Linked DNA regions of Homo sapiens: region 2 is linked to region 1. A link is an interaction called in ENCODE POLR2A ChIA-PET data of the cell type or tissue named here. Cell type or tissue: K562. All regions are shown on one strand. Links, peaks and the distances in the headings refer to the core of each region. The heading gives the core; the rest is flanking DNA. Region 1 overlaps SRA1 (steroid receptor RNA activator 1). Region 2 overlaps ANKHD1-EIF4EBP3 (ANKHD1-EIF4EBP3 readthrough).

Evidence for each region. ChIA-PET counts read pairs that join two places held together with the same protein. Peaks named below come from ENCODE experiments on the same cell type or tissue, not always from the same donor. Only the 100,000 strongest peaks of a DNase experiment are listed, where the experiment ranks them.
Region 2: POLR2A ChIA-PET joins it to region 1 with 5 read pairs; 5 of 35 experiments call an interaction of 5 or more read pairs at or near these places.

What each region holds. Positions count from the first base shown.
Region 1 is chr5:140,553,441-140,555,940 of GRCh38, reverse strand. The region is part of intron 2 of SRA1 (steroid receptor RNA activator 1); the gene reads left to right. Among named protein-coding and RNA genes, the nearest start is that of SRA1, 2.8 kb to the left of the region's middle. In K562, for the core only: no CTCF peak of the experiment used is centred there; a DNase peak (open chromatin) is centred at 1,310.
Region 2 is chr5:140,441,070-140,448,304 of GRCh38, reverse strand. It overlaps ANKHD1-EIF4EBP3 (ANKHD1-EIF4EBP3 readthrough), which reads right to left. Exons shown (of 36, transcript NM_020690.6): 5 at 7,163-7,235; 6 at 2,330-2,563. ANKHD1 (ankyrin repeat and KH domain containing 1) reads right to left here. Exons shown (of 34, transcript NM_017747.3): 5 at 7,163-7,235; 6 at 2,330-2,563. Among named protein-coding and RNA genes, the nearest start is that of ANKHD1-EIF4EBP3, 43 kb to the right of the region's middle. In K562, for the core only: no CTCF peak of the experiment used is centred there; no DNase peak of the experiment used is centred there.

The DNA.
Region 1 (2,500 bases), core at 1-2,500:
AGACAAATTACAGCTATTATGGTAATATAGGCAAGATTTAATGATTTGCATAAGGGTGGGAGTCAGGGTGGTAGGAGTTGGATGGATATGAGATGGAGAAGGTCAGTAGGAATGAGTAGATTAGGAAGAATCCATATAACTGAATTTTTTTGCTTGATATAGGAAGACTGGGGATGGTGGTTTTGGGGAGGGGGAGTTTTTTTGGGGGGCCATGTGAAGTTTAGGCTGTTACTTTTGGGGAATGTTCTAGGCCAGAATTAGAGAAATAAGTCACCATTACAAGGATGGTATTTGATGTCATGGGCTTGAATATGGCCAGGGACAGAGCCGTAGGGCACTCTAGCATTTCAAGGTTGAGAAGGAATCAGCAAAGGAGATTGGGAAATGGCCAAAGAAGAAAAAAGGAGAGGCCAGGCGCAGTGAGTCACGGCTGTAATCCCAGCACATGGGGAGGCCAAGGTGGGCAGATCACCTGAGATCAGAAGTTCAAGACCAGCCTGGCCAACATGGCGAAACGCTGTCTCTACTAAAAATACAAAAATTAGCTGGGCCTGTAATACCAGCTACTTGGGAGGGTGAGACAGGAGAATCGCTTGAACCTGGGAGGCGGAGGTTGCAGTGAGCCGACATCGCACCACTGCACTCCAGCCTGGGCGACAGAGTGATATTCTGTGACAAAACCAAAATAAAAAAAGAAAATAGGAGAGCGTAAAGACATGAATCAATAGTAATGAATGCTGCTGAGACATCAAGATAGAGACAAGGGGCCAGGCGCAGTGGCTCACGCCTGTAATTCCAGCACTTTGGAGGCCAAGGCGGGTGGATCACGAGGTCAGGAGTTCAAGACCAGCCTGGCCAACGTGGTAAAACCCTGTCTCTACTAAAAATACAAAAAATAGCCAGGTGTAGTGGCGGGCACCTGAAATCCCAGCTACTCGGGAGGCTGAGGCAGGAGAATCATTTGAACCTGGGAGGTGGAGCCTGCAGTGAGCCGAGATCGCACCATTGCACTCCAGCCTGGGACTCCATCTCAATAAAAAAAAAAAGAGCGACAAGGAACCAGTAGATTTGACAAACATAGCAGTCACTCGTGATCATAACAAGAGCAAGTCTCTGCAGTAGTGAGAACAGAAACAGCTGGAATGGGCTGAGGAGAGAATGTGAAAAGTAGAGAGAGTGACTATAAAGAGCTCACTCAAATGCTGCTGCAGAGATAAGAAATGGGACAGTATCTGAAAATGGAACATGAAGTAAGGGAGTGTTTTGATAGTAATATACTAGAGCATGTTTGTACACTAACGGGATGATTCAGTAGAGAGGGGGAGCTGATGATGCAAGAGAAGATAGTTACAGTAGGGAAGTCTAGAGAAGACAAGAGAGGCTAGGATGCAGAGTACAGCTGGTAAGATGGCTTTTGATAGGAGCAGGAACCTTTTCATCTATTACAAGAGGAAGAAAAGTGGCCACAGATGCAGGTGGGTTAGGAGGAATGGTGGTGGGAAGATGAGAGAGTTCTGTTTAATGACCTCTACTTTTCAATGAAACATTAGGCAGTGTCAGAAGAAGATAGCAAGGAAAGGAAGAGAAGTTCTGAAGAGTGGAAAAAATGAGCCAAAATGTCCAGGCAGTATTTGGTACCTTTTAAAATCTGTGGCCATGAATTTAAACTATCAGCATGGCTCTGTTTTCCCTCCCAAGTGCAAGCAAGTTGGGTTTAACCAGGAAAGTGGGACAATGGGAGGAGATAAAGGAGGTAAAAATATTTATAAGGGGGTGATGTTAATGTACATTGAAATCAAAGTAGCTGAGCTGGAAGGGGTAAGGGGGTGATCAGATTTTGGAGGTGATAGTGTGAACAAGGCAGGGGGATGACAGGCTGATGTAGGGTGGGAAAAAATGATCACTGGAGGTGAAGAGGTCAACTGAAACACCAAATTATTAGATGAATTAATCATCCTTGTGGATGTTGGTACCTAAAAGTAAACTTTTGACTTTTGTCTTCCAGTCTTCTTTCTGTTAGTGGTTCCCATTACTAAGTCAGAAACTACGAGTCACCTTGACTTCTCTCTTCCTCACTCTCAATCCACTCCTGTTGCTACTTCCTCCTAAGTAAATCTCAGACTACTCCATTCCCCTCGTCTACTCTTTTACCCTAGTCCATGCCAGCATTATCTCTTTCCTGAACTACTCAACCTCTCAACTGGTGTTCCTGCCACCACTGTTGACCTGTTTTCATCAGTTTTTCACAGAGCATACATGTTTAAAAATAAGTCTGGTCACATCACCCCTTGCTTTTACAAACCTGCAGTGGCTTCCCAGTACCATTGACTCAAGATCAAACTCTTCCAAAGCCCCACAGGGTCTGGACCCTCTGCTTACCTCTCTAATGATAGCTCATACTACTTTCTTCAGTGGTAATAATTTTTAGCCATACAGGCCTCATTACTGTCTCTTGAACAAATCAAAAGTTTTCCTGCTTCTTGGGCACTGCTCTAACCTC
Region 2 (7,235 bases), core at 2,362-4,861, 110 kb after region 1:
GAATTTAAGTGTCCAACAATAGGCAATTATGGTACATCTATTTGATGTATTTGGCAGAGACTGCTAGTTCCCTATCTAATATCCACTCTCTTATTCTTTCTCACTTTAAGAGACGAGGTCTCTGTTGGCCAGGCTATAGTCCAGTGGCATGATCATAGCTCACTGCAGCCTCAAACTCCAAGGCTCAAGGGATCCGTCCACCTCAGCTGCCCGAGTAGCTAGGACTGATCTAGGCCTCAAGAGATCCTCCTGCCTCAGCCTCCCAAAATGCTGGGATTATAGGTGTGAGTTACTGCACCCAGCATTCTTTAATTCCTTTTTAATAATAGAACTCCAGTTTCATCTGGGCAGCAACATACCTGACTAGAAGACTATGTTTCTCTGCCCCTCTTGCAGTTATGTGTAGCCAATGAGATGTAAGTGGTAGTTATAAGGCCGCACACCTAGGAAGACTCTTTAAAGGGAGCTTACTAAATTGAGAGGCACTCCTTATATTGCCCTTAACGTCTTTCCTAGAATGTGAACTGCTGGGGTCCTAGCTATCATCTTGGTTTTAGGTTTATTGTAACCTTGTGGATACAAACCACATACTAGGATAGCAGAGCAGAAAAATAGAATTATGAGCTCTTGATGACAATGGAACTGCCATACTAGCCCTAAACGGCTTACCTTTGAATTTCTCTCTTGCTCAAATCGTTAATTTAGATTTTGTGACATATGCAACCAATTTTAATCCTAAATGAAATAGTGAAATAGTATATAATCATCAAAAGTTACATTGTAAGAATATTTATTGAGGCCAGGCATGGTGGCTTACACCTGTAATCCTAACACTTTGGGAGTCTGAAGTAGGAAGATCACTTGAGGCCTGGAGGTTGAGAGCCACCTGGGCAACATAGTGAGACCCCCATCTCTACAAAAAAATAAAAATAAAATTAGCTGGGTATGGTGGTGTGAGTCTGTAATCCTAGCTATTCAGGAGGCTGAGGCAGGAGGATAGCTTGAACCCAGGAGTTTGAGGCTGCAGTGAGCTATGACAGTGCCACTGCACTCCGTCCTGGGTGATAGAGCAAAACCCTGTCTCTAAAAATAATAAAAAATAGGCCAGGCACGGTGGTTCATGCCTGTAACCCCAGCACTTTAGGAGGCCAAGGCAGGTGGATCATTTGAGGTCAGGAGACCAGACTGACTAATATGATGAAACCCTGTCTCTACTAAAAATACAAAAATTAGCCAGACATGTGGCATGCACCTGTAATACCAGCTACTAGGGAGGCTGAGACAGGAGAATCACTTGAACCCGGGAGGCGGAAGTTGCAGTGAGCCAAGATCACACCATTGCACTCCAGCCTGGGCAACAAGAGTGAAACTCCGTCTCAAAAAAACAATGATAATAAATGAAAAATAAAAAATAAAGAATATTTATTGAGATGAAAAATGTCCATGATACACTGCTAAGTAAAATAAGTAGATTATAAAACTGTTAGAGTATAACTATTTTGTTTAAAATATATATATGTTTGTATATAAACATACTTAAAAACAAACTGGAAATGTATACACTAAAATATTGTATACATGCTTTTTTATCTTTAGATGGTAGCATTACATGTCATTTTAAAATTTCTTTTCTTTAGCTGGGTGTGCTGGCTCACGCCTGTAATCCCAGCACTTTGGGAGGCTTGGGAGGCTGAGGCAGGAGGATCACTTGAGGTCAGGAGTTCAAGACCAGCCTGGCCAACATAGTGAAACCCTATCTCTACTAAAAATACAAAAATTAGCCAGGCATGGTGGTGCATGCCTGTAGTCCCAGCTACTTGGGAGGCTGAGGTACGAGAATCACTTGAGCCCAGGAGGCAGAGGTTGCAGTGGGCTGAGTTCGCGCCACTGCACTCCAGCCTGGGTGACAGAGCGACATTCTGTCTCAAAAACAAAAAATTTCTTTTCTTTGTGTTACTCTGTGTTTTTCAGGTTTTCAGTATTGTGTGTATTATTACTTTGGCATGTACTATTTTTTAAATAAACATTGGAAAAATCATATAAAACAAAAGTTATTAAATAATGGAAACCCTCTAAATCTAAGCTAAGTAGTTGGGTTAACTTCACAGTTAACCCAATAAATCTGAATTAAAATAATAAACATATACTAGAAAACTATATTACAGGCAATATAGACTAAAATAGACTTTCTATATAATTTCTTATAAACTAGATAATTTTATAGCACAGGGAAAACATAAGCAATATAAAGTAAACTCAAATACTCAATACTCAAATAATCAAAGTGGTTACGAAAAACATTATAAATATTCATACATGTATTAAGTACCTTTGTAGCAAGCAAGTGTTAGAGCACTTTCTTTGAATTCATTAGAATGAGTGTTGATGCCTGCACCATGATCTAAAAGAACTCTTGCAACTTCCACATGACCTGCACTGGCTGCTTCCATTAAGGGAGTATGTCCATTTTCATTATGATCTTCTATATTTGCACCTTCATTAAGGAGCACTTTAACAATGTCAACAAATCCTCCAGCACATGCATAAGTTAGCGCAGTGTTTCCTAAAAAGAAGAAGAAGAAATATAATACATGAGCAGAATATATATTTAAAAAATAAAAATAAATAAAAGATTTAAAAAGAAATATACAATCATGACAGAACAGATACAATTATGATTATGCTAATGCTCTAGGTATACCTCTTCAATTCCCTTACACAAATCACTACAACTATTATCTCAACTTTTTTTCGTTATCATTGGTTAGAAGCATCACCTTAATTTTCTTTTCTTTTTCTTTGAGACAGAGTGTCATTCTGTTGCCCAGGCTGGAGTGCAATGGCACGATCTTGGCTCACTACCACCTCCGCTTCCCAGCTTTAAGTGATCCTCCTGCCTCGGCCTCCTGAGTAGCTGGGATTACAGGTGCCCACCACCATGCCCCACTAATTTTGTATTTTTAGGAGAGACAGGGTTTCACCATGTTGGCAGGCTGGTCTCAAACTCCTGACGTCAGGTAATCCACCCGCCTCGGCCTCCCAAAGTGCTGGGATTACAGGCGTAATCTGACAATTATGCCAATTATACCAATTATGCCAATTATACCACGCCCGGCCAATTTTCCTACTAATTAAGAGATTTTCTGGCCAGGTGCGATGGCTCACACCTGTAATCCCAGCACTTTGGGAGGCCAAGGTGGGAGGATTGCTTGAACCCAGGGAGTTTGAGACCAAGGAGTTTGAGACCAGCCTGAACAACACAGTATCTCTACTAAAAAAAAACTGAGCCAGGAATGGTGGCATACCCCTGTAGTCCCTGCTCCTCTAGAGGCAAGAGGTGGGAGGATCACTTCAGCCCAATACAAAAGACTTTCTGGAAAGCCCAATACAAAAGACTATATGTTATAAAGATCTGAACAATATAAAAAGGCCAGAAAAGCAAATCTATAGAGACAGAAAGTAGAGTAACAGTTGTCTGAATAACTGAGGGGACTCCAAATGGGCATAGAGATCTTTCTGTGGTGATGGGAATATTCTACAATTAGATTGTACAACTCTATAAATTTACTAAAAATCATTATTGTATACTTAAATCAAGTGAATTTTATGGTATATGAATTATATCTCAATAAAACTGGGATTTTTTGTTTGTTTTTTTAAAAAGCAGCAGCAGCTACATTTGGACTGGGCCTCAAAAGTTAAGTAGGATTCCTAAAGGCAGAAAAGGACATCTGGCATCAAACAAAATGCATTAAGTAAAGGCAGGTGACCACATCCCCTCACAGAGCTGCAATACAGAGCTATGGTTTATGATCCCTGGTCTCTCCTGAGACTGACTGCTTTGGAGTACAGAAGGAAGACTTCTAGGAACCTGTATTTTTAACAAGCTCTCTTAAGTGATTCTGACATGCAGGCAGTAGGTGCAACTTACTGAACAAAATGAACGAATTAATTAAAATACGAACTTGACTAGAAATTATTGGTGAGAAGATGATGCAATTTCCTTCTGGAAATCTCTATTTTCCCAATGAAGTATGAGTTAAGGAAATCAGTGGAAGCGAGGAGGGGTATCTGTGGGGTTTGAGAAGAATGTCTGAAATGGCCACATGGAGAGTGTACGGAGGAGCCCATCAAAGAGCATGTGCTTACTGCATGGTATATAATAATCCCTTCCTTCTACATAGTGTATCTATTTCAGCTAAAAAAAAAAAAAAGGGGGGGGGGGACTTCATCTCAACCAAGCCCTTTTCTCTCTCAAAATGTTCACCTACTTTTTAAAAATAAAGGTACTGAGAACAACATGGTGGTTTTCAAACTGTCTTCCAAAGAACTTTAGAATCCCCGCTTCCAAGAAGTTCCTCAGCACAGAAGAAGATGGGGAGACCTAGGTTCCAGAAATTAAAGCCCCCAACTATCTCTACTTTAGATCAACTCCTCTTTTATCTGTGTAATATTATATCTGTGCTTCCATATACTGTTTGGCTTAAAGTTAGAGTTATTTGACAGAAAACAACCTTAAAAACCACTGAATTTGATGATCACCAAGAATCCTCAAGGGGAAATTTAAAACTTCCTTGTTGGCAGTACCCTCTTTTTTGAGTATTTTTCTTTTTTTTTTTTTTTTATAGACGGAGTCTCGCTCTGTCGCCCAGGCGACACGATCTCGGCTCACTGCAAGCTCCGCCTCCTGGGTTCATGCCATTCTCCTGCCTCAGCCTCCCGAGTAGCTGGGACTACAGGCGCCTGCCACCATGCCTAGCTAATTTTTTTGCATTTTTAGTAGAGACGGGGTTTCACCGTGTTAGCCAGGATAGTCTCGATCTCCTGACCTCGTGATCCTCCCACCTCAGCCTCCCAAAGTGCTGGGATTACAGGCGTGAGCCACCACGCCCGGCCTTTTTTTTGGGTATTTTTCAAAGGAGTGTGTATATAGCATAATGCTGTTAACCAGAACAAAGCAATTGATTTTATCATCTTAATTTAACAACTTTTGCTATAGTTCACAACCAATTAATGCCCTCTGCCCCTAAAATTTGTGGTATATCAATTCAAGGAAATATTACACAACCTTTAAAAAAGTTTGTTAAGAAGTTAATAAAATAGGCCTGGAGCGATGGCTCACGCCTATAATCCCAGCACTTTGGGAGGCCGAGGTGGGTGGATCACAAGGTCGAGATCGAGACCATCCTGGCTAACACGGTGAAACCCCGTCTCTACTAAAAATACAAAAAATTAGCCAGGCGTGGTGGCGGGCACCTGTAGTCCCAGCTACTAGGGAGGCTGAGGCAGGAGAATGGCGTGAACCTGGAAGGCAGAGCTTGCAGTGAGCTGAGATCGCACCACTGCACTCCAGTCTGGGCAACAGTGCGAGACTCCATCTCAAAAAAAAAACAAAAAAAAAGTTAATAAAATAGAAAATAAGTGAAGTCAAACAAAATTGCACATAGGGTATAATTTCAACTACATAATTTTATACATCAAAAATACTGGAAGGAACTAAACTAACACAGTAATAGCAGTGATTTCTGTGCCACAGAGTTTATGGGAGAGTAATCTTTTATTCTTCCTACTTCTCAGCATTTCTGAAATGTTCTTACAATGAGCATATATTATTTTCATAATCAGATAAAAAATTAAGTAAATCAATCTGGTGGTTCACCAACACACTCTAACATTAACTGTCTTCTTTTATGTAAATATAAGAGATATTTTCTGTATTTAATTAATACAGGGAGCCACTTTCAAGGGTTCCAACTATAGTATGCACAAAGCTGCTCAGTTCAAATAAATGACGGGCGAGGGATTTAGGCTGCACACTCCTATGAGACAACTGACTATCTGAGGTGAAACAGTTTCATCCCGAAAACATCCCCTCCTCCCTCCCCCACGTGTGGAAAAATTGTCTTCCAATTGTCTCTGGTGTCAAAAAGGTTGGGGACTGTTGCTATACAAGAATATCTCAGCCAGGCTTGGTGGCTCACATCTGTAATCCCAGCACTTTGGGAGGCTGAGGCGGGCAGATCACATGAGATCAGGAGTTCAAGACCAGCCTGGCCAACATGGTGAAACCCCCGTCTCTACTAAAAAAGTACAAAAAATTAGCCGGGAGTGGTGGTACTCGCCTGTAATCCCAGCTACTTGGGAAACTGAGGCAAGAGAATCTCTTGAACCTGGGAGGTGGAGGTTGCAGTGAGCCAAGATCGTGCCACTGCACTCCAGCCTGGGTGACAGAGTGAGACTCCATCTCAAAAAAAAAAAAAAAAAAAAAAAAGAATATCTTATTAGTAAATGTATTCAGCAAACTCAACATGTAAAACCCTATAGGGTAAACACTCAGGTTTATCTATAATCTAAAGAGTATTGTATTGAAGATAAAGAATTATAAGAAATACAGTTTATAATTTTGCCTCCATATATATTACATACATAAGGTATATGACATGTTGTTATAAGATACATATATAGTAAAATGGTTACTATAGAACAAATTAACATATTTTTCTCATATAGTTACCCAATTTTGCCCCCTGTGGCAAGAGCAGCATAATCTACTCATTTAGCAAAAAATCCTGAATATAATACACTATTATTAATTATAGTCCTCATGTTATACATCAAGCTTTTTGACTTGTTCATTCTACATATTTGCTACTTTGTATCCTTTTACCTACTTCTCCGATTTCTTCTCCCCACCCCTGACCCGGTAACCAATGTCTTATCTCTATATATTTAACGCTTTTTGTAAATTTTCAATATTCAGTGAGATCATGCATACCTATGTCCATAAGACTGTGGGGGAAAAAAAAAAGTGAGATCATGCAATACTTTCCTTTCTGTGTCTGGCTTATTCCACTTAGCATAATGTCCTTCAGGTCCATCCATGTTGTGGCAAATGGCAGGATCTCCTCCTTTTTTAAGTCTGAATAATATTCCATTATGTTCATACCACAAAAACTCAGTCTTGACTACAGGAGACTCTAAGTGTGTTTTAAAGACTTTTGAGGATGTCAAATTAATTTGTATTTTACTCAAAGATTCTACACAAGGGCTAAGATTTTTCTGTAGGTTTATACTGGTTTTCCTCAGAAATCTAATTTTTCTCTCTCTCAGGTAATAATTATGTCAATTTTTTCTCCCAATTAATACATCATTTTCTACATACCTGTTGCAGACTGGGAGTTGACATCAGCATCATGAAGAAGTAATAATTTCACAATATCTAAGTAACCTCCACT